3 separate regions of the Homo sapiens genome follow, and regions 2 and 3 are each linked to region 1. Evidence: read pairs that join two places in POLR2A ChIA-PET (ENCODE). Cell type or tissue: GM12878. All regions are shown on one strand. Each heading gives the region's core, and the rest is flanking DNA. Links, peaks and the distances in the headings are about the cores only. Region 1 overlaps GLDC (glycine decarboxylase). Region 2 has its middle 19 kb from the start of KDM4C. Region 3 has its middle 21 kb from the start of GLDC.

Region 1 (6,887 bases), core at 1,279-5,278:
CAGAACGGGAGAAAGTATCTGCAAACTACCATAGCCAACGAGCAGTAAGTACAAATGCAATTCAGAAAATGATGCTGGGAAAATGACATGTGGACATGCTGTCAATGTGCTTAAAAGTACGAAGGAGGGTTACATTAGGATGTTGAAAATCAACTGGGTTTTCATTGGTGCTGAGTTTAGAGGTGTGTGTGGGAATGCAGAGCCTTTCAGTGGCTTTATTATCTGGGGGAATTCCCTCTTTTGTGTGAGTCTATGGGAGAGACACGGTCCTACACTCCCCTATGAAAGCAAAAAGGATTAGACATTCCCAGTCACTAAACACTAATAAGACATGGAGGTGTGAAACATCCTGTGCAATACTCCAGCCAGGACATTATGAATCTGGATGGACAGACCAAAGGAATGGGACAGTTCCATATTTCCCACAGTGAAGATGGTGACTCTTCGCATGGTGAGACTCCATTTTCTTCTCTGCTGCCAGCCTTTCTTGGGTCTTACTCACTGCTGAAGTCTAATTCTCCAGCTTTTCCATCAACTCTGTGAACTGCCCAATAACTTCCCTGTAAATTATTTTTCTGCTGAAGTTAATGCAAGCCATTTTCTGTTGTTTGCAAACAGGAGCCCTTAGGTGGCACATACTGTTAAATGTTTCCTACAACAAGATCATGTTAAAGTCACTCATTCCCAGGCAGATCTCACAAACAGGTATTTCCTGCAGCCACCCGGGAGTTTCTCTCACCTCTAATATCAAAGTTGTTTTTTATTTGCTGCCCTTTTCAAAGCTGTCTGGCTCCAAGCAAATTATTCCTCTGGATCCCATCTGTCACGTGGACATAATGCTATCTATTTCACAGGTGAACTTAAAATTTTTATGATAGAATACATTTATGTGGGCCAGGCATGGTGGCTCACGCCTGTAATCCCAGCTACTAGGGAGGCTGAGACACAAGAATCGCTGTAATCCCAGCACTTTGGGAGGCTGAGGCAGGTGGAGGCAGGTGGATCACCTGAGGTCAGGAGTTCAAGATCAGCCTGGCCAACATGGAGAAACCCTGTCTCTAATAAAAATACAAAAATTAGCCAGGTGTGGTGGCACACACCTGTAATCCCAGCTACTTGGGAAGCTGAGACACAAGAATCGCTTGAGCCCGGCAGGCAGACGTTGCAGTGAGCTGAGATCGTGCCACTGTACTCCAGCCTGGGCAACAGAGCAAGACTCTATCTTAAAAAATAAATAAATAAAAGAATACATTTATGTGATTTTTTAAAAAAAAATCCATCATCAGTGCAGAAGGGTTATAAAGCAAAAGAAGAAGAAAAAAGCGACCCCCATCCATCCTACCCAGTGTCACCCCCCAGAAGGAAATACTTCACAGTTGCTTGTGATACGTAAGGGTTTGGTGTTGGACATCTTTGATGTCAGACTCCCCTCATCCAAACTCTCCTTTACGTTGAGAAACAAAAACGATGCAAGTGAAACATCAGCTAAGAAACCGATACGGTAAAAATGATGGCAGTAAAGTGATCCTAACAACCACTGTCGAAATGACCCACTTCAGTTCATGGCACCTTCAGAGGACCACTCTCAAGAAAATAAGGGAAAAATGGGTGCAGATTCCTATCTACCAGGTGGAAAAAACAGGTGACTAACAATTTAACAGTACAAATACCTTGCAAACGGTATGATTTTAACCAGTGAAACTCCATGTACTGCATGTCTCAAGTACCCTAACGTTAGCCAGGTCTCTATCTCTATGGATTTAAAATCAAAACCCCTCAACACAACACTCTGTAATGTTCTTACCAATCTGTATCAATTTGACATAAGTTTAGTTCCATAATTAACCTTTGCTATCTAGTCAAAAAACGTAGATAAATCAGCTGGTATCAGAAGAGCGCCTCAGAGCAGTGGTTCTCACGCTCAGTCTAGTTCCCAGACAATAGAAAGCATCAACATCACCTGGGAACTTGTTAGAAATGCAAATTCAGGCCAGAACTTCGGGAGGCAGATCACCTGAGGTCAGGAGTTCAAGACCAGCCTGGCCAACACAGTGAAACCCCATCTCTACTAAAAATCAAAAATTAGCTGGGCGTGGTGGCGGGTGCCTGTAATTCCAGCTACTTGGGAGGCCGAGACAGAAGGATGGCTTGAACCTGGGAGGTGGAGGTTGCAGTGAGCTGAGATTATGCCACTGCACTCCAGCCTGGGCGACACAGCAAGACTCCGTCTCAAAAAAAAAAACAAAGAAAAGAAAAAAAAAGAAAAGAAATGCAAATTCATAGGCTCCACTCCACGAATACTGAATCAGAAATTCTGGGGTGCAGTCCAATGTTAGAACCACTGCCCTAAAGTCTAACAAACTTCAAAAATCAAAATATACTCTTGAGAGTTAAGGAAATTGGGAAAGAGGAGTTCCTTCTCACTGCTTTACATTTCCCGAAAGACGGCTCTCCTCATCCCTCACCCTGCTTTTTTCCTGGCATTCTGACTGTTTCTTTGGGAAATCAGAGAGGGCTTACAGGTCTCTCATATTTGGCCCCCAGAGTACTCTGTTTCTGAAGCTGCACTAGGCTCGGTGGAAAACTTACCAGAAATGATCAGTGATGTCAACCATGAGCTCAGGAAGGGAGGGGAGGGAGACGGCAAATAGTGGGCTTTTGACCCTCCCTGCACTAAATTATTTGTGATATGCATATGATAGCCACATCCATCTTGCTAAACCTTTCTCTTTGGTGTTCCTCCAGGCCAAATTGCTCTCCAACCCAGTGATGCACATTAGAATTAGAGAGTTTTTTGCTTAAAAACTCTCCCACTTCTTAGCCAGGTGTGGTGGCGGGCACCTGTAGCATCGGTTAACTACTTGGGAGGCTGAGGCAGGAAAATCGCTTGAATTCGGGAGTCAGAGATTGCAGTGAGCTGAGATCATGCCACTGCACTCCAGCCTGGGCGACAGAGTGAGACTCCATCTCAAAAGAAGCAAAAAAAAAAAAAACAAACCCCAAAACTCTCCCATATGGGCTCCATCCCCAGCGAAGATTCTGATGTAACTGGTTTGTGCAGTAGGTAGGGCATCTGTGTTCTTCAAAAGTCTCCCCAGGTAATTCTAACATGCAGCCAGGTCCAAGAACCTCTGGTAAACCTAGTGGTTTTCACAGGCTGGTGGCCAAACGAGCTGCCTCAGCATCACCTGGGGATTTGTTAAAAATGCAAATTCTGGGGCCCTACTCCAGACTTACTGAATCAGAAACTCTGTAGGGTGAGGCTCAGTAATTGCACAAGCCCTCCAGGTGATTCTCATGCACAATTAATTCTGACAGCCATTGAGAGCCCTGTTCACACCACAATTTAAGAATCTTCCCATGAAGGAGATTCTGGGAAAAGCAATGGCCACCTCCGTCTACATTAACAATCACAGTTTGCAGTTTTTAAGGACAAAAACAACTTCCTCAATTTTTTAAGCCAAGTGAGCTAATAATAATTCCAACTTGTCTTTCACTTTACATATCCATGGGAGGTGTTAATTACTCTTTCTGTCTGCCTTAAACATCACATCATAATTCTAAACTAGCAATTCCTAGAATGTACTTATGAGCTGCTGAATGATTTGAAGAGTGGCAAAGTGTTATGGAGAAAAAGCTGAAGCAAGCCCCGCTGGGCTCAGTGGGAAATGAAAAGGTAATTAAATATTATTTGGCTGTTTTCTACACCAAGCTGGAAACCCTCCCCGGGGTTTATGGGTAGAACAAATAAATAGGAGAAAATAGGGATAAGCTTCTTGACATTTTTTCTTTCAGGCCCTTCAAACACCCTTGGGATCAAAATGTCCTAAGGAACTAGGCAGACCAGTGAAGGCTTGGCTACATCAAGCAAAGTTATCTTGACAAAATTTATGGTTATTGTCTTAATCCATCCAGGTGCTATAACAAAATGCCAAAAACTGGGTGGCTTATAAACAACAGAAAGCTATTTCCCATTGTTCTAGAGGCTGAGATGTCCAAGATCCTAGAAGCCAGCAGACTTAGTGTCTAGTGAGGGCGCACTTCCTGGTTCATAGATAGCTGTGGTCTTGCTGTGTCCTCACATGGTGGAAGGGGTAAAGAGCTCTCTGGGGTCTTTCTTAAAATAATGGCACTAATCCCATTCAGGATTGTACAACCCTCATGACCTAATTACCTGCCAAAGCTCCCACCTCCTAATGCCGTCACCTTGGAGTTATAATTTATTTTTTTCTTCTTCTTATTTTTTTTGAGATGGGGTTTCACTCTTGTCGCCCAGGCTGGGGTGCAGTGGTGCGATCTTGGCTCACTGCAACCTCTGCCTCCCAGGTTCAAGCAATTGTCCTGCCTCAGCCTCCCGAGTAGCTGGGATTACAGGCCCCTGCCACCACACCTGGCTAATTTTTGTATTTGCAGCAGAGATGGAGTTTCACTACGTTGGCCAGGCTGGTCTCAAACTCCTGATCTCAGGTGATCCGCCTGCCTCGGCCTCCCAAAGTGCTGGGATTACAGGCGTGAACCACCGCGTCTGGCCTGGAGTTAGGATTTCAACAGGTGAATTTTGAAGGAATGCAAACATTCAATCTATAGCACTTATAAAACCTTTTTATGATCCATATTGACTGTCTATTCCTGAATTAAATCTCATTCACTTTTCTGTTGCTAGAGAAACCTACAACATGACTTGGTAGGAAGCCACATAACAGAGCCTTAAAAACCTCACATTTTCTAGATCCTAACCTTTCCCTTGAGCTGATGAATTCTCTCTTAGAAAGAAAATTCACCAAAGAGAAAGGTCCCTGCTGCAGCATATATGTGGGCAGGGAATGACTGCAGAAAGAACAAAAGCCTTCTGTGCGCATAACACAGAAATGCCCTGGATGAGAAGACAGCGCGGAAAGGCACAGCAGCAAGGATGAGGCAGAGCCAGCAGCGCCACACGCAGAGAAATCCAGATGCAGGCCTGAAAGTTACATTTCATTCTGCTACTTGGTCATTTGAGAACCAGAGAGTTGTATTCTGAGTCCACTTGATGTTAAATATTATCCTATTCTGCAGAGTTTGAACTGGGTGCCCTGGGAGACTACCTCACTGTATTTATTAGGATAGAGGTGCCGCTAGGGCAGATGGAGGTGGTTATGTTTTGCCTCCAGCCCCAGGGCAAGCTTCAAAGCCAACCTTATCCCATATCCATCAGCTGATGGAGGAACCCTCTGAGATCAGGAGAACCAGGTGCAAATGAGCCTATAACCAACTTACTATGCATTTAGTTGTTTCACAATACGCATGTTCTCCACCATAAAAATATCTTTTTTGAATTGACTAAATAACATATGATCAAGGCTTTAAAAATTTTAAATAATCTAAAAACATAAGGACAAAAAGTAAAATCACCTGATATTCTACCACCTAGAGACAACTGTTTGAGTCCCATCCTTTCATACATCTTTCCACCTATGCCCCTGTGCACACACACACACGCAGTTTTACGCAGCTAACATCTGTTGTACTAAATTTTATTTCACTATATTTTATTTTCTTATAATTCCCCTCCTCTCCTGCTCCCCATCTCTACGTTATTGATTTTTTTTTGCTCGAATCCTGATTCTTTCCTTCCTTCTGCTTGCTTTGAGCTTAATGTACTTCTTTCTCTGTTGTTTTAGGGTGGAAGATTAAGTTGGTTTAAGATCTTTCTTCTTTTTTCTTTTTTAAAACAGGGTCAACCAGGCTGGAGTGCAGCGGCACCATCACAGTTCACTGCAGCCTCAACCTCCTGGGCTCAAGCAATCCTCTGGCCTCGGCCTCTCGAGTAGCTGGGACTACAGAAACACGCCACTGTGCCCAGCTACTTTTTTAATTTTTTGTAGAGACTAAGTCTCACTATCTGGTCCAGGCTTCTTTTTTTTTCGAGACAGGATCTTGCTCTGTCACAGGCTGGGGTGCAATGGTGTGAACATGGCTCACTGCAGCCTAGACCTCTGGGTGTAAGTGATCCTCCCACTTCAGCCTCCCAAGCAGCTGGGACCACAGATGCATGCCACCACACCTGGCTAATTTTTTAATTTGTACAAAGAGGGTCCCACTATGTTGCCGAGGCTGGTCTTGAACTCCTGAGCTCAAGTGATCCTCCCACCTCAGACTCCCAAAGTGTTGGGATTACAAGCATGAATCATGGCACCCAGCTCTTTCTTCTTTTTTAATGTAGTTATTTACAGCTATAAACTTTCCTGTTAGCACTGTTTTAGCTACAGCCCGTGATGTTTGATATGCGGTATCTTCATTTTAATTAGTTGGAAAGTACTTCCTCTCTTTTTTTCTTCTCTTAGAAACAGAGTCTCACTCTGTTGTCTAGGCTGGAGTGCAGTGGCGTGATCATGGCTCACTGCAGCCTCAACCTCCTGGACTCAAGTGATCCTCCCACCTCAGCCCCCAAAGTAGCTGGGACCACAGGTGCTTGCCACCATGCTAGGCTAATTTTTTTGGAGAGATGAGGTCTTGCTATGTTGCCCAGGCTAGTCTTGAACTCCTGGGATCAAGTGATCCTCCTGCCTCAGCCTCCCAAAGTACTGCAATTACAAGCATGAGCTACTGCACCTGGCTTCAAAGTACTTTCCAGTTCTCCTTGTGATTCCTCTTTGTTCCACTGGTTATTTATAAGGGTGTTATTTAATTTCCACATATTTGTGAATTTTGCTCATCTTTCTGTTATTTCTAGTTTCACTCCATGTGATCAGCCTCTGTTAATCTGTTTTCAACATGCCCTTATGTTCCTAAATGTTTGTTAAGAAATCATTTATTTCTCTATGTTTTTAAATTTGTTGACACAGGGTAGCATATACTATTCCTTTATAATTCTTTGGATCTTATCTATATCTGGGTATGTTCTTTCT
Region 2 (6,887 bases), core at 1,673-5,672, 160 kb after region 1:
AGAAACAGAGCTCCCATCACCCATGTTGCATTATCACCTGACCTCTTTTGTTTTGGTGTTGTCTGGTAGGAAAATGGACACAGGGCGCTGGCATCTTTGCCAATCTTAGTATTGCTATCAGTATTAAACTGCCTGAATCTAAAAAGGGCTTGTTGTTTCTTTACCAATTAAATCTCTCAGCTTTGCTTGACAGCAGTGATATGCTTTGGCTGTGTCCCCACCCAAATCTCATCTTGAATTGTAACTCCCATAATTCCCACATATCATGGGAGGAACCTGGTGGGAGGTGATTGAATTATGGGTCAGGGCTTTCCTGCACTGTTCTCCTGATAGTGAATGAGTCTCATTAGGTCTGACGGTTTTAAAAACCAGAGTTTCCCTGCACAAGCCCTCTCTTTTTTGCATGCTGCCATCCATGTGAGACGTGCCTTGCTCCTCCTTGCCTTCTGCCAAGACTGTGAGGCCTCCTCACCCATGTGGAACTGTAAGTTCATTAAACCTCTTTTTCTTCCCAGTGTCAGGTATGTCTTTATCAGCAGCGTGAAAATGGACTCATACATTAAATTGGTACTAGTAGAGCAGGGCACTGCTGTAGATACCCAAAAATGTGGAAGCTACTTTGGAACTGGGTAACAGGCAGAGATTGGAACAGTTTGGAGGGCTCAGAAGAAGACAGGAAAATGTGGGAAAGTTTGGCACTCCCTAGAGACTTGTTGAATGGCTTTGACCAAAATGCTGATAGTATTATGGACAATAAAGTCCAGGCTGAGGTGGTCTCAGATGGAAACGCGGAACTTGCTGGGAACTGGAGCAAAGGTGACTCTTGTTATGTTTTAGCAAGGAGACTGGCAGCATTTTACCCCTGCCCTAGAGATTTGTGGAACTTTGAATTTGACAGAGATGACTTAGGGTATCTGGTGGAAGAAATTTCCTAGCATGAAAGCATTCGCGTGGTGACTTGGGTGCTGTTAAAGGCATTCAGGTTTATAAAGGAAGCAGAGCATAAAAGACTGGAAAATTGCAACCTGACAATGCAACAGAAAAGAAAATCTCATTTTCTGAGGAGAAACTCAATCCAGATGCAGAAATTTGCATAAGTAATGAGGAGCTGAATGTTAATCCCCAAGACAATGGGGAAAATGTCTTCAGGGAATGTCAGAGGTATTCATGGCAGCCCCTCCCATCACAGGTCCAGAGGCCTAGGAGGAAAAAGTGGTTCTGTGGGCTGGGCCCAGAGTTCCTGTGCTGTGTGCAGTCTAGGGACTTGTTGCCCTGCATCCCAGACACTCCAGCCATGACTAAAAGGGGCCAAGGTACAGCTCAGGCTGTTCCTTCAGAGGGTGGAAGCTCTAAGAGTTGGCAGCGTCCATGTGGTGTTGAGCCTATGGGTGCACAGAAGTCAAGAATTGAGGTTTGGGAACCTCAATTAGGAAGTCAGACTATCTCTGTTGTAGACAATGTGATTCTATACCTAAAAAACCCCAAAGGCTCTGTCCCAAAGCTCCTAGATCTGAAAAAGAACTTCAGCAAAGTTTTAGGATACAAAATCAGTATACAGAAATCAGTATCCACCAGGAGCAGTGGCTCACGCCTGTAATCCCAGAACTTTTGGAGGCCTAGTCTGGGGGATCACTTGAGACCAGGAGTTCAAGACCCGCCGGGCCACCATGGCCAAACCCCGTCTCTACAAAAAAATACAAAATTAGCCGGGCATGGGGGCACACACATGTAGTCCCAGATACTTGGGAGGCGGAGGCACAAGTATCGCTTGAACCTGGGAGGGGGAGGTTGCAGTGAGCCAAGATCACACCACTACATTCCAGACTGGGCGACACAGCGAGATTCTGTCTCAAAAAAAAAAAAAAAAAAAAAAAAGTTTTTCAGTCCCACTGGACTAGCCTGGGCAGCATAGCAAGATCTTGTCTCTATTTTCAAAAAACAAACAAATAAATATAATTAAATTGAAACAGAAAATTGACAAACGGGACCTAATTAAAGTAAAGAGCTTCTGCACAGTAAAAGAAACTATCAACAGAATAAAAAGACAACCTACAGACTGGGAAAAAATATTTGCAAACTATGCATCCAACAAAGGTCTAATATCGAGAATCCATAAGGAACTTAAACAAATTAACAAGCCAAAAAACAAACAACCCCATTAAAAAAGTGAGCAAAGGACGGTCAGGTGCAGTGGCTCATGCCTGTAATCTCAGCACTTTGGGAGGCCGAGGCAGATGGATCACCTGAGGTCAGGAATTTAAGACCAGCCTGTCTAACCTGGTGAAACCCCATCTCTACTAAAAAAAATACAAAAATTAGCTGGGCATGGTGGCAGGCACCTGTAATCCCAGTTACTTGGGAGCCTGAGGCAGGAGAATCGCTTGAACCCGAGAGGCAGAGGTTGCAGTGAGCCGGGATCACACCATTGCATTCCAGCCTGGGGGACAAGAGTGAGACTTCATCTCAAAAAAAAAAAAAAAAAAAAAAGTGAGCAAAGGACATGAACAGATAATTTTCAAAAGAAGACATACACTTGGACAACATGAAAAAATGTTCAACATCACTAATCGTTAAAGAAATGCAAACCACAATGAGATACAAACTCACACCAGTCAGAATGACTATTATTAAAAAGTCAAAAAATGACAGATGCTGGGCTGGGCAAGGTGGCTCACACTTGTAATCCCAGCACTTTGGGAGGCCGAAGCAGGTGGATCACCTGAGTTCAGGAGTTCGGAGCCTGGCTAACGTGGCAAAACCCCATCTCTACTAAAAATACCAACAATTTGCTGGGCATGGTGGCAGGTGCCTGTAATTCTAGCTACTCAGGAGGCTGGGGCATGAGAATCACTTGAACCCGGGAGGCAGAGGTTGCAGTGAGGGAGATCACACCATTGCACTCCAGCCTGGGCAACAAGACCAAAACTCCCTCTCAAAAACTAAACTAAACTAAACTAAACTAAACTAAACTAAACTAAACTAAAAAACAGATGCTGGCCGGGCCTGGTGGCTCACACCTGTAATCCCAGCACTTTGGGAGGCCGAGGCAGATGGATCAGCTGAGGTCAGGAGTTTGAGACTGGCCTGACCAACATGGAGAAACCCCGTCTCTACTAAAAATACAAAATTAGAAGGGCATGGTGGCACATGCTGTAATCCCAGCTACTCGGGAGGCTGAGGCAGGAGAATCGCTTGAACCTGGGAGGCGAAGGTTGCAGTTAGCAGAAACCATGCCACTGTACTCCAGCTTGGGCGACAGGTCCTCACTCTGTCCCCCAAGCTGGAGGGCAATGGCAAGATCAGAGGTCACTGGAGTCTCGACCTCCCAAGGCTCAGGTGATCCTCCTGCCTCAGCACCCTGGAGTAGCTGGGACCACAGGTGGGCACCACCACGCCCAGCTAATTTATTCATTTACTTATTTCAAGACAGAGTCTCGCTCTGTCACCAAGGCTGGAGTGCAGTGGCATGATCTTGGTTCAAGCAATTCTCCTGCTTCAGCCTCTTGGGTAGCTAGGATTACAGGGGCATGCCACCACGCCCAACTAATTTTTCTTTTCTTTTCTTTTCATTTTTTTTTTTTGAGAGACAGGGTTTCACCGTGATGGCCAGGCTGGTCTTGAACTCCTGACCTCAGGTGATCCACCAAAGTGCTGGGATTACAGGCATGAGCTATCACGCCTGGCCGCCCAGCTAATTTCTATATTTTTTGTAGAGATGGGGTTTCCCCATGTTTGCCCTGGCTGGTCTCGAAATCCTGGGCTCAATTTATTCTCCCACCTCAGCCTCCCACCTGAGCCTCCCAAAGTGCTGGGATTACGGGCATGAGCCTCCACATCCGGATTTTTTCCTTTGCAGATCTATATGTAGATATTCCTAATTATTATTATTTTGAGACAGAGTCTCACTCTGTCACCTAAATTGGAGTGCAGTGGTGAAATCTCTGCTCACTGCAACCTCTGCCTCCTGGGTTCAAGCGATTCTTGTGCCTCAGCTTCCCGAGTAGCTGGGATTACAGGCGCCCACATCCATGCCCAGCTAATTTTTGTATTTTTAGTAGATATGGGGTTTCACCATGTTGGCCAGGCTGGTCTTGAACTCCTGTCCTCAGGTGACCTGTCCCCCTGCACCTCCCAAAGTGCTGGGATCACAGGTGTGAGCCACCGTGCCTAGCCATTTTTTTCCTAATTAATTTGTGACCCAGAAAATCCTGTTTAAAATCTGCCATCTAGTGTGGGATTTGTAAAATGACAAATCACTGGACACAATCATGTGTTTACACTAAGGCTTCACTCCTGGACACCAGGTTTAAAACTTCTCAGCATCAAATAACATTATCCAGTAAAGTAGCATTAAATGTGGTTACCCATTTGGTTTTACTCACAGTTTTAGATAGCTAGATAGATAGATATGAGTATATTGATATGCAGGGTAGATTTTTTTTTTTTTTTTTGCAAGTTAGAGCTTTTGATCAGCAGGATATGGTAGTATTAGAAACCTTTAAATAGCCCAGTAAGCTGGAAGGAATGTGGCTCACAATTGTAATCCCAGCACTTTGGGAGACCAAGGAGGAAGGATTGCTAGGAGTTCGAGACTGCCCTGGGCAACATAGCATGACCCCCATCTCTAAAATAAATAAAAATGAATAAATAGCAAAGTAAAAGCTATCTCATAATTAATTTTTATTATTTATTTTTATTTATTTATTTTTGAGACGGAGTCTCACTCTGTTGCCAGGCTGGAGTGCAGTGGTGTGATCTTGGCTCACTGAAACTTCTGCCTCGTGGGTTCAAGTGATTCTCCTGCCTCAGTCTCCCAAGCAGCTGGGACTACAGGCGCGCGCCACCACACTCAGCTAATTTTTGTATTTTTAGTAGAGACGGGATTTCACCATTTTGGCCAGGATGGCCTCGATCTCTTGACCTCAGGTGATCTGCCTGCCTTGGCCTCCCAAAGTGCTGGAATTACAGGTGTGCGACACCACACCCAGCCTAATTTTTTGTTTTGTTTTGTTTTGTTTTTTTGAGACAGAGTCTTGCTCTGTTGCCCAGGCTGGAGTGCAGTGATGCAATCTCGTCTCACTGCAAGCTCCGCCTCCCGGGTTCACGCCATTCTCCTGCCTCAGCCTCCCTAGCAGCTGAGACTACAGGCGCCCGTCACCCCACCTGGCTAATTTTTTGTATTTTTAGTAGAGATGGGGTTTCACCGTGTTAGCCAGGATGGTCTTGATCTCCTGACCTTGTGATCCGCCCACCTCGGCCTCCCAAAGTGCTGGGATTACAGGCGTGAGCCACTGCGCCTGGCCTTTCACCCGGCCTAATTTTTATTTATTTATCCTTGAGATGAAGTCTTGCTCTGTTGCCCAGGATCTAGTGCAGTGGCACGATCTTGGCTCACTGCAACCTCCATCTCCTGGGTTCAAGCGATTCTCCTGCCTCAGCCTCCGGAGTAGCTGGGATTACAGGCGCGCGCCACCACATCCAGCAAATTTTTCTATTTTTAGTAGAGATGGGGATTCACTATGTTGGCCTGGCTGGTCTCGAACTCCTGACCCCAAGTGATTCGCCCACCTCAGCCTCCCAAAGTGCTGGGATTACAGGCATGAGCCACTGTATCCAGCCAGTAGTATAATTATTTTCTTTTTTTTTGAGACGGAGTCTCACTCTGTTGTCCAAGTTGGATTGCAGTGGGAGGATCTCGGCTCACCACAAACTCTGCCTCCCAGGTTCAAGTGATTCTGCCTCAGTCTCCTGAGTAGCTGGGACTACAGACGCATGCCACCATGCCTGGCTAATTTTTGTATTTTTAGTAGAGATAGGGTTTCACTATGTTGGCCAGGCTGGTCTCAAACTCCTGACCTCATGATCCGTCTACCTTAATTTTTGTTTTCAACTATGAAATATATTTTTAAAAACTCAGGCCAGGCACAGTGGCTCACACCTGTAATCCCAGCATTTTGGGAGGCTGAGGCGAGTAGATCATGAGGTCAGGAGAATGGGAGCATCCTGGCCAACATGGTGAAAACCCATCTCTACTAAAAATACAAAAATTAGCCAAGGTGGTGGTGCGTGCGTGTAGTCCCAGCTACTCAGGAGGCTGAGGCAGCAGAATCGCTTGAACTAGGGAGGCGGAGGTTGCAGTGGGCAGAGATTGCGACACTGCACTCCAGCCTGGGCAACAGAGCGAGACTCTATCTCAAAAAACAAAAAACAAAAACAAAAACTCAAGAGGAAAAGAATATTCTATTTACCCGGGTACATGCTATTTACTCGGGTATTTAGCCTTTTTATTGTTCTTCATTCATTTCTTATGTTCCTAGCTTCCTTCTGATGTAATTTCTCTTATATCTGAACTTATGGCAATTTATTCAGAGGAGTTTTGTTTGCAACACATTCTCTTAGTTTCCTTGTATCTAAGCATGTCTTTATTTCATCTTTATTCCTGAAGAATATTTTCATTGAATTTTGAGGTGGCAGCTCTTTTTTTTTTTTTTTTTTGTCTTTTGGTGACACTTTTTATTCAGCACTTTTTTTTTTTACTTTTTAAAAATAATAGAGACAGGGTCTAACTATGTTTCCCAGGCTGATTTTGAACTCCTGGTCTCAAGGGATTCACCTGCCTTGGTCTCCCAAAGTGCTGGGATTATCCACGTGAGCCATCATGCCTGGCCTGTTAAGCATTTTAAAATGTTGTTACACACACACACACACACAAATACAGTTTTTTCTTTTTTTTTTCTAATGGCTCAAAAACAATAATAAAATGTTTTTATTTATTTATTAATTTTTTTTTGGAGACGGAGTCTTGCTCTGTCACCCAGGCTGAAGTGCAGTGGAGTGATCTCGGCTCACTGCAACCTCCACCTCCCGGGTTCAAGCGATTTTCCTGC
Region 3 (6,887 bases), core at 1,881-5,880, 91 kb after region 1:
TACTAAAAAAAAAAAAAAAAAAAAATTAGCTGGGTGTGCTGGCACATACCAGTTATCCCACCTACTTGGGAGGCTGAGGCAGGAGAATTGCTTGAACGCAGGAGGCAGAGGTTGCAGTGAGCCAAGGTTGCACCACTGCACTCCAACCTGGGCAAGAGAGCAAGACTCCGTCTCAAAAAAAAAAAAAAAACCAGTCAGATACAGAAAACCTCTTACACACATACCAACAAGTATGCCAAGGAGATGACTGAAAACATGACCTGAGAGGTGCAGAAAAGTGACTTGAAAAGGTGGTCAATAAATTGATTCCAGATAGCATTGGAAAAGACAAAGAAAAGGCTTACCAGTCTATTTATCCTCTGCCTGATGTCCTGATTAGAAAAGTGAAAATGCATGCGGGGCGCAGTGGCTCACACCTGTAATCCCAGCACTTTGGGAGGCTGAGACGGGCGGATTACCAGGTCAGGATTTTGAGACCAGCCTGACCAACATGGTGAAACCCCATCTCTACTAAAAATAGAAAAATTAGCTAGGTGTGATGGCACGCCTGTAATCCCAGCTACGCAGGAGGCTGAAGCAGGAGAATCGCTTGAACCCGGGAGGCGGACATTGCAGTGAGCTGAGATAGCACCAGTGCACTCCAGCCTGGGCGACAGGGCAAGACTCCATCTCAAAAGAAAAGCGGCCCAAGTTTGAATTGGGAAAATTCATTGAGCTTCATGGTCAAGGCAGTAGTTCTGGAAAAGCTCCTGGGGACAAGACAGGTGCTAAAGTTGAATGAGCTGATAGATATGAACCACCAATTCAAGTATCTGTTTAAAATTCAGACTTTTAATAGTGACAAAAAGTCCTATTTGTAAACAAACAAACAAACAAACAAAAACCAGTTACTTGGCCTGGCACGGTGGCTCACGCCTGTAATCCCAGCACTTTGGGAGGCCAAGGCAGGCAGATCACCTGAGGTCAGGAGTTCAAGACCAGCTTGGCCAAGATGGTGAAACCTCGTCTCTACTAAAAATACAAAAATTAGCCAGGCGTGGTGGCAAGCGTCTGTAGTCCCAGCTACTCAGGAGGCTGAGACAGGAGAATGCTTGAACCTGGGAGGCGGAGGTTGCAGTGAGCCAAGATAGTGCCACTGCCCTCCAGCCTGGGCAACAGAGTGAGACTCCGTCTAAAACAAAACAAAACAAAAAACAGTTACTTGATATTAGTAAAATGCAATGAAGACCCTTACTGCTACTTACAGGTGAATGATCAAAGGTCATTCCTGAGATGTGAGTCTAACAAATGGGAGGGTTTTGGCCACCATAATGGAAACAGGGCTGTCCGTGAAGAGTGGGTCCAGGGTGTAGGAAGCTGACTAGCTCCAGAAAGGTGAGCTTGGGGGTTGGTGGGAGCATCGAAGGGGAAGGACAGAGCAGGCCAGTTGCTCCTGTGTGGTGGAGGTCAGAGGTCAGGTTGAGGGATCTGAGCTCCAGAGCTATCTCCAGGGGTTGGGTGAGGGGAAGTGAGTTAGCATACAGTGTTCAAGCAGGCTGTTTGGGAAAGGATTCAACCACACAGATCCAACCAAACCTTGAGGGTCACCTATACTTGAGCGAGAGCAAAGCTCCTTAAGGAAGCAAAGAAGTCTTGAGAGAGAGGAGGCAGGGCAGCATAGAGTCCTGGAGACCAAAGAGGAGAAAATGTCATAAATGGGGTGGGGACACTGTGACCAGACAACCCGGTGAGGTCAGAGGGAAGGGAAACAGGAAAAGACTGCATGGAATGTGTGCGCAGGAGATCCCTGTGACCTCTGAGGTAACAATTAACCCCAGGTCAGCCCATTTGTGCAAGGCTACAGAGTGAATGACAAGGAAGGAATGCACCCGATTCCAATCACTGCTTATGATGGCCAGTGATTAAAGATGGGAGGAAATCCCACAGTGGCTCAAGGGAACAGGAACAAGTTTTCAGAATGGTCAGACTTTGCCCCCCTTGTGGCATTGGGCAAAACACTTAAGTGGGTCACCTCACTGAGGCCTTTCCCTTCCACATGGAGTTTCCTGGCTTTGCTGGCCATGGTGGTGTAATCCAGCACTGCCTGGACAGAGCTTTACACCAACAGGTATCAGAGTCAATTCCAAAGTTCACTCAGTGACCAGCTTGTGAAAAGAGCAAATAAACCATGGGTGTTTTATCTCAAATGCCATTATCTCTGCAAAAATGACCTCTGGAATAGCACATAGAACATCCTCTATGCATTTTAGAAAGTGAGTGCATTGGATATAAAGACACTGCAATGGCCAGGCACAGTGGCTGACACCTGTAATCCCACCACTTTAGGAGGCCGAGGTGGGTAGATCACCTGAGGTCAGGAGTTCGAGACCAGCCTGGCCAATATGGTGAAACCCCTGTCTCTACAAAAATACAAAAAATTAGCTGGGCATGATGGCGGGTGTCCTTAATCTCAGCTACTCAGGAGGCTGAGATGGGAGAATTGCTCGAAACCGGGAGGCAGAGGTTGCAGTGAGCCAAGATCGTGCCATTGCATTCCAGCCTGGGCGACACAGCAAGACTCCATCTCAAAAAAAAAAAAAAGATACTGCAAGAAGACGAACAACTCATCCATACATTTGAAAATATTGAAGCCCAGACACATACAGCCTTCACAAAAAATGAAGAGGAAAAAAAGCCAAGTAGAGTCAAGATGAAACATATGCATGGGAGAAAAGAAGTAATTTTCCTTTACTCATCTTAGGGTCTCCAGCTGAGTCCCTGTAAACTAGTCTGGCAAAAGACAGATTAGCATGAGTAAAGCAAACAGAAGTTCACTAACTTGTGCATCTTGCATGTATACGTGGAAACACCCATATGAGTAACCCCAAGGGCTGGTTAGAACTGGGACTGATATAACATCTCAGACTAAACAGAAGAAAAGGAGTTTTGGGTTTCTGGGAATGGGGAGGCAAGTAGTGGGGAGATGACCAGAGAAAGTATAGTAAACAATGCTTGTTTAGTAAGATTTGTTCTGCAGATTTGAGTCAGTGCCTTTCCAATGGACAAGATTTGTTAAGAGTCTTCCTCTGGCTGGGTGCGGTGGCTGACGCCTGTAATCCCAGCACTTTGGGAGGCTGAGGCGGGCAGATCACGAGGTCAGGAGATCGAGACCATCCTGGCTAACACAGTGAAACCCCGTCTCTACTAAAATACAAAAAATTAGCCGGGTGTGGTGGCGGGCGCCTGTAGTCCCAGCTACTCGGGAGCCTGAGACAGAAAAATGGCGTGAACCTGGGAGGTGGAGCTTGCAGTGAGCCGAGATCGCGCCACTGCACTCCAGCCTGGGTGACAGAGCAAGGCTCTGTCTCAAAAAAAAGAAAAGCAGCAGCTCCCAAGAAGAGGAACAGACTCAGTCAGTTTCCAAAGGTCACTCTTTCATGCCGGGTGCAGTGGCTCACGCCTGTAATCCTAGCATTTTGGGAGGCTGACACAGGCAGATCACCTGAGGTCAGGAGTTCGATACCAGCCTGGCCAACATGGTGAAACCCTGTCTCTACTAAAAATACAAAAATCAGCTGGGCGTCGTGGCACGCACCTGTCGTCCCAGCTACTCGGGAGGCTGGGGCAGGAAAATCGCTTGAACCTGGGAGGCAGAGGTTGCAGTGAGCCTAGATCATGCCATTGCAGTCCAGCCTGGGCAACAAGAGCAAAACTCCATCTCAAAAAAAATAATAATATTTGTAAGCCAGGCCCAGTGGCTCAAGCCTGTAATCCCAACACTTTGGGGAGGCCATAGCAGGCAGATAGGTTGAGCCCAGGAGTTTAAGACCAGTCTGGGCAACATGGCAAAACCCTGTCTCTATTAAAAAAAGAAAGAAAGAAAGAAAAAAAAAGCAGTTGTGACTAGATAGCCTTTTCTCAAAGGTGGTTGCCCAGCCTCCTGAGTAGCTGGGACTATAGGTGCTTGGCACCATGATGGCTATTTTTATTTTATTTTATTTTTATTATTATTATTGAAATGGAGTCTTGCTCTGTCGCCCAGGCTGGAGTGCTGTGGCGCAGTCTCGGCTCACTGCAACCTCCACCTCCAGGGTTCAAGTGATTCTCCTGCCTCAGCCTCCGGAGTAGGTGGGATTACAGGCGCCTGCCACCGCACCCGGCTACTTTTTCTATTTTTAGTAGAGATGGGGTTTCACCATGTTGGCCTCGGCCTCCCAAAGTGCTGAGATTACAGGCATGAGCCACTGCGCCCAGCCTTATTATTATATTATAATTATATAAATATTATATTTTAATTATATTAATGTTATATTAATATTACATTGTATTTATATATAATATAAATATTATATTTAACAATATAAAATATACATTAGGTATTTTATTATTTTATTATAAAATAAAAAATAGCCGGCATGGTGGCAGGCACCTGTAGTCCCAGCTACTCAGGAGCCTGAGGCAAGAGGATTGCTTGAGCCCAAAAGTTGGAGGCTGCAATGAGCTACAAGCACATGTCACTGCACTGCAGCATGGGTGAGAGTGAGACCTGTCTGTAACAACAAAAAAAAGTTTTATAGCTCCCCTCTATATGAGACGGGGGTTTGTGGACTGGAGTTTTGTTAATTTATTTACCTACCCTTTATTTTAACATATATAAAAGTGCTTAGAACAGTGAATGCCTAGTGCATGTAAATACTATCAACTCTTATTATTATTCCCCTCTTCTACCTAGTAGAATTCTTTTAGTTTCGCCCTTGGCAATCGCGTTCCCAAACAGTATCCCTCAATTGCTGTTCCAACTGAGGCACTCAGAAGGATAGCTTGTTTTTGTGTTTTGGGTGGAAGTGGGGAGAGGGGAGAAGCCTTTGGTCTGATACAGGAAATCCCACCTGAATGCTGCCATCTAATGGTCACATTAAAAAATTAGATGCGCCCTAACAAACTAATCTAGTGTTTTCCCTCAGCAAAGAGCATTTTTTTTTAATACTTGAAGACTGTATTTTACTACCAATTTAATTTTTCTTTCTTCAGCAAAATCTGTTCATGAACCAAGTTCTCATGGAACTTAAGATTTTGTTTGATTCTTTCCAGGACCAGAAATTCCAAAATTATGCGGGAAAAATGGAAAAAAAAAATAACACTGCATGACAATGGACACTAAGTTCATAAAGAACTTCTTTTTAAAATGAGATATTATGAAAGAAATACCATGAAAAGAATAATCCTATGAGAACTGTTTTTAAGGACAGTAAATTTGAGCCTTGGGTCTTCATGATGGTACCACAGTTTATATAGAAAACTATGAATATACAAGACTCCAGGGGAAAAAAAGTCGGAATACATAATATTTAACATTGTGTATGACTAAAAATCTTTTGAGGGGAGCGGGAAAAGGACAGCCAACTGAATCTTTAAGAATACAGAAACTATGAAAAATTCCTGGGTCAAAGGGTGCTCCAAGTGGAACCACACTTTGTGGGGGGAAAAAACCCACAAGAAACTTCAGGTATTTTTTTTAAAGAAAAGAAAACAGTACTGAATAATTGCAGTCCCTTCCAAAAAGGAAATCTTAAGTTAAGGGGAAAAGATTTGAATAGCGTAAACGAGTCTGGCTCAGAAAGAAAACTGAACAACATATCCAAGATCTGTCCATAAAAGTAATGCCAGTCATCTTTATTTTTATTTATTTATTTATTTATTTATTTTGAGACGGAGTCTCGCTCTGTCACCCAGGCTGGAGTGCAGTAGCGCGATCTCAGCTCACTGCAAGCTCCGCCTCCCGTGTTCACGCCATTCTCCTGCCTCAGCCTCCCGAGTAGCTGGGACTACAGGTGCCTGCCAATGTGCCCGGCTAATTTTTTGTATTTTTAGTAGAGACGGGGTTTCACGGTGGTCTCGATCTCTTGACCTTGTGATCCGCCCGCCTCGGCCTCCCAAAGTGCTGGGATTACAGGCGTGAGCCACCGCGCCCGGCTGGTACATCTTTAATATTAAAGAAATGCACTATAAAAAAGTTCAGTCTCAGAATTGGTTTTTAAAAGCTCATTTGTGCTCCCTTGTATGTGCATAGTAAAGTTCCATGGGTTTGTTCACTTTCTAGTATTTCTCACTGACCAATTCCAAAGAAAAAGAGCAATTTAATACAGTGAACTGGCCACTGGCTGTTGCTATATAAGTGGTATACTGCTTCTCACTGGCTGTATCAAGGCTCATCTGGTTTGATTCACCTTTGCTTCGAAGTTCTTCTAAAGCTAACCTCACAGCCAGATACTTGGATAAGTAATCAACAGTGGTGTTACCAGAAGTCTTTATGTATCTTGTCTGTGCACTGTCATCTTTTTCCATAAGTGTGGGATGAGGCCTGAATATAATTCGATTTCACTAGCGCCATCCATTACTGGATCAATTTCCATTGCTGCATTGTTATTATCAAGCTCAAGCCCAGAATCATCAGTTGTTTTGGTTCATTTGTTACTAGGGCCTGCTTCATGATTGCTATGTGTGGAGGCATTACTACCGTGTGAACTGTCACCGTTATCTTCTGCTCCACTACCATTTTCAATCTATTGTTTCTTGCCTCGCTGCAGTTATCTTCAGTCCTTCTTCAATGCTGTGACTGAGTGCTTGCTGATTATTGTGCTTGCTGATCCTGACTAATACTCTCTCTTGATGAGCTTCATATTCATCACGACTTGGATAAATTTTGCTGATGAGTGCATCAAACTTTGGGTCTGGCCTTGGTGATCTTTTGGAAACTAGTTTTTTCCAACAGGTAAGACATTCTTTGTTGCCACTTCTAAGGGCTATGATGTTGCAGTCTGCACAGAAACGATGTAAAGACTCCTTTGTAGTCATGGTGTTCTTCAACATATCCAAACAAATTGGGCACATTAAATCACTGTGCAGAC

Evidence for each region. Peaks named below come from ENCODE experiments on the same cell type or tissue, not always from the same donor. Only the 100,000 strongest peaks of a DNase experiment are listed, where the experiment ranks them.
Region 2: POLR2A ChIA-PET joins it to region 1 with 7 read pairs; 4 of 35 experiments call an interaction of 5 or more read pairs at or near these places.
Region 3: POLR2A ChIA-PET joins it to region 1 with 7 read pairs; 4 of 35 experiments call an interaction of 5 or more read pairs at or near these places.

What each region holds. Positions count from the first base shown.
Region 1 is chr9:6,572,236-6,579,122 of GRCh38, forward strand. The region is part of intron 15 of GLDC (glycine decarboxylase); the gene reads right to left. Among named protein-coding and RNA genes, the nearest start is that of GLDC, 70 kb to the right of the region's middle. In GM12878, for the core only: no CTCF peak of the experiment used is centred there; a DNase peak (open chromatin) is centred at 3,166; H3K27ac peaks cover 453 bases.
Region 2 is chr9:6,735,200-6,742,086 of GRCh38, forward strand. It overlaps a transcript of KDM4C not described here. Among named protein-coding and RNA genes, the nearest start is that of KDM4C, 19 kb to the right of the region's middle. In GM12878, for the core only: a CTCF peak has its summit at 4,234 (motif pointing left); no DNase peak of the experiment used is centred there.
Region 3 is chr9:6,662,978-6,669,864 of GRCh38, forward strand. It overlaps the pseudogene RPS3AP54 and the pseudogene RNF2P1. Among named protein-coding and RNA genes, the nearest start is that of GLDC, 21 kb to the left of the region's middle. RefSeq lists an enhancer at 2,053-2,197 and a cis regulatory region at 2,119-2,132. In GM12878, for the core only: a CTCF peak has its summit at 4,876 (motif pointing left); no DNase peak of the experiment used is centred there.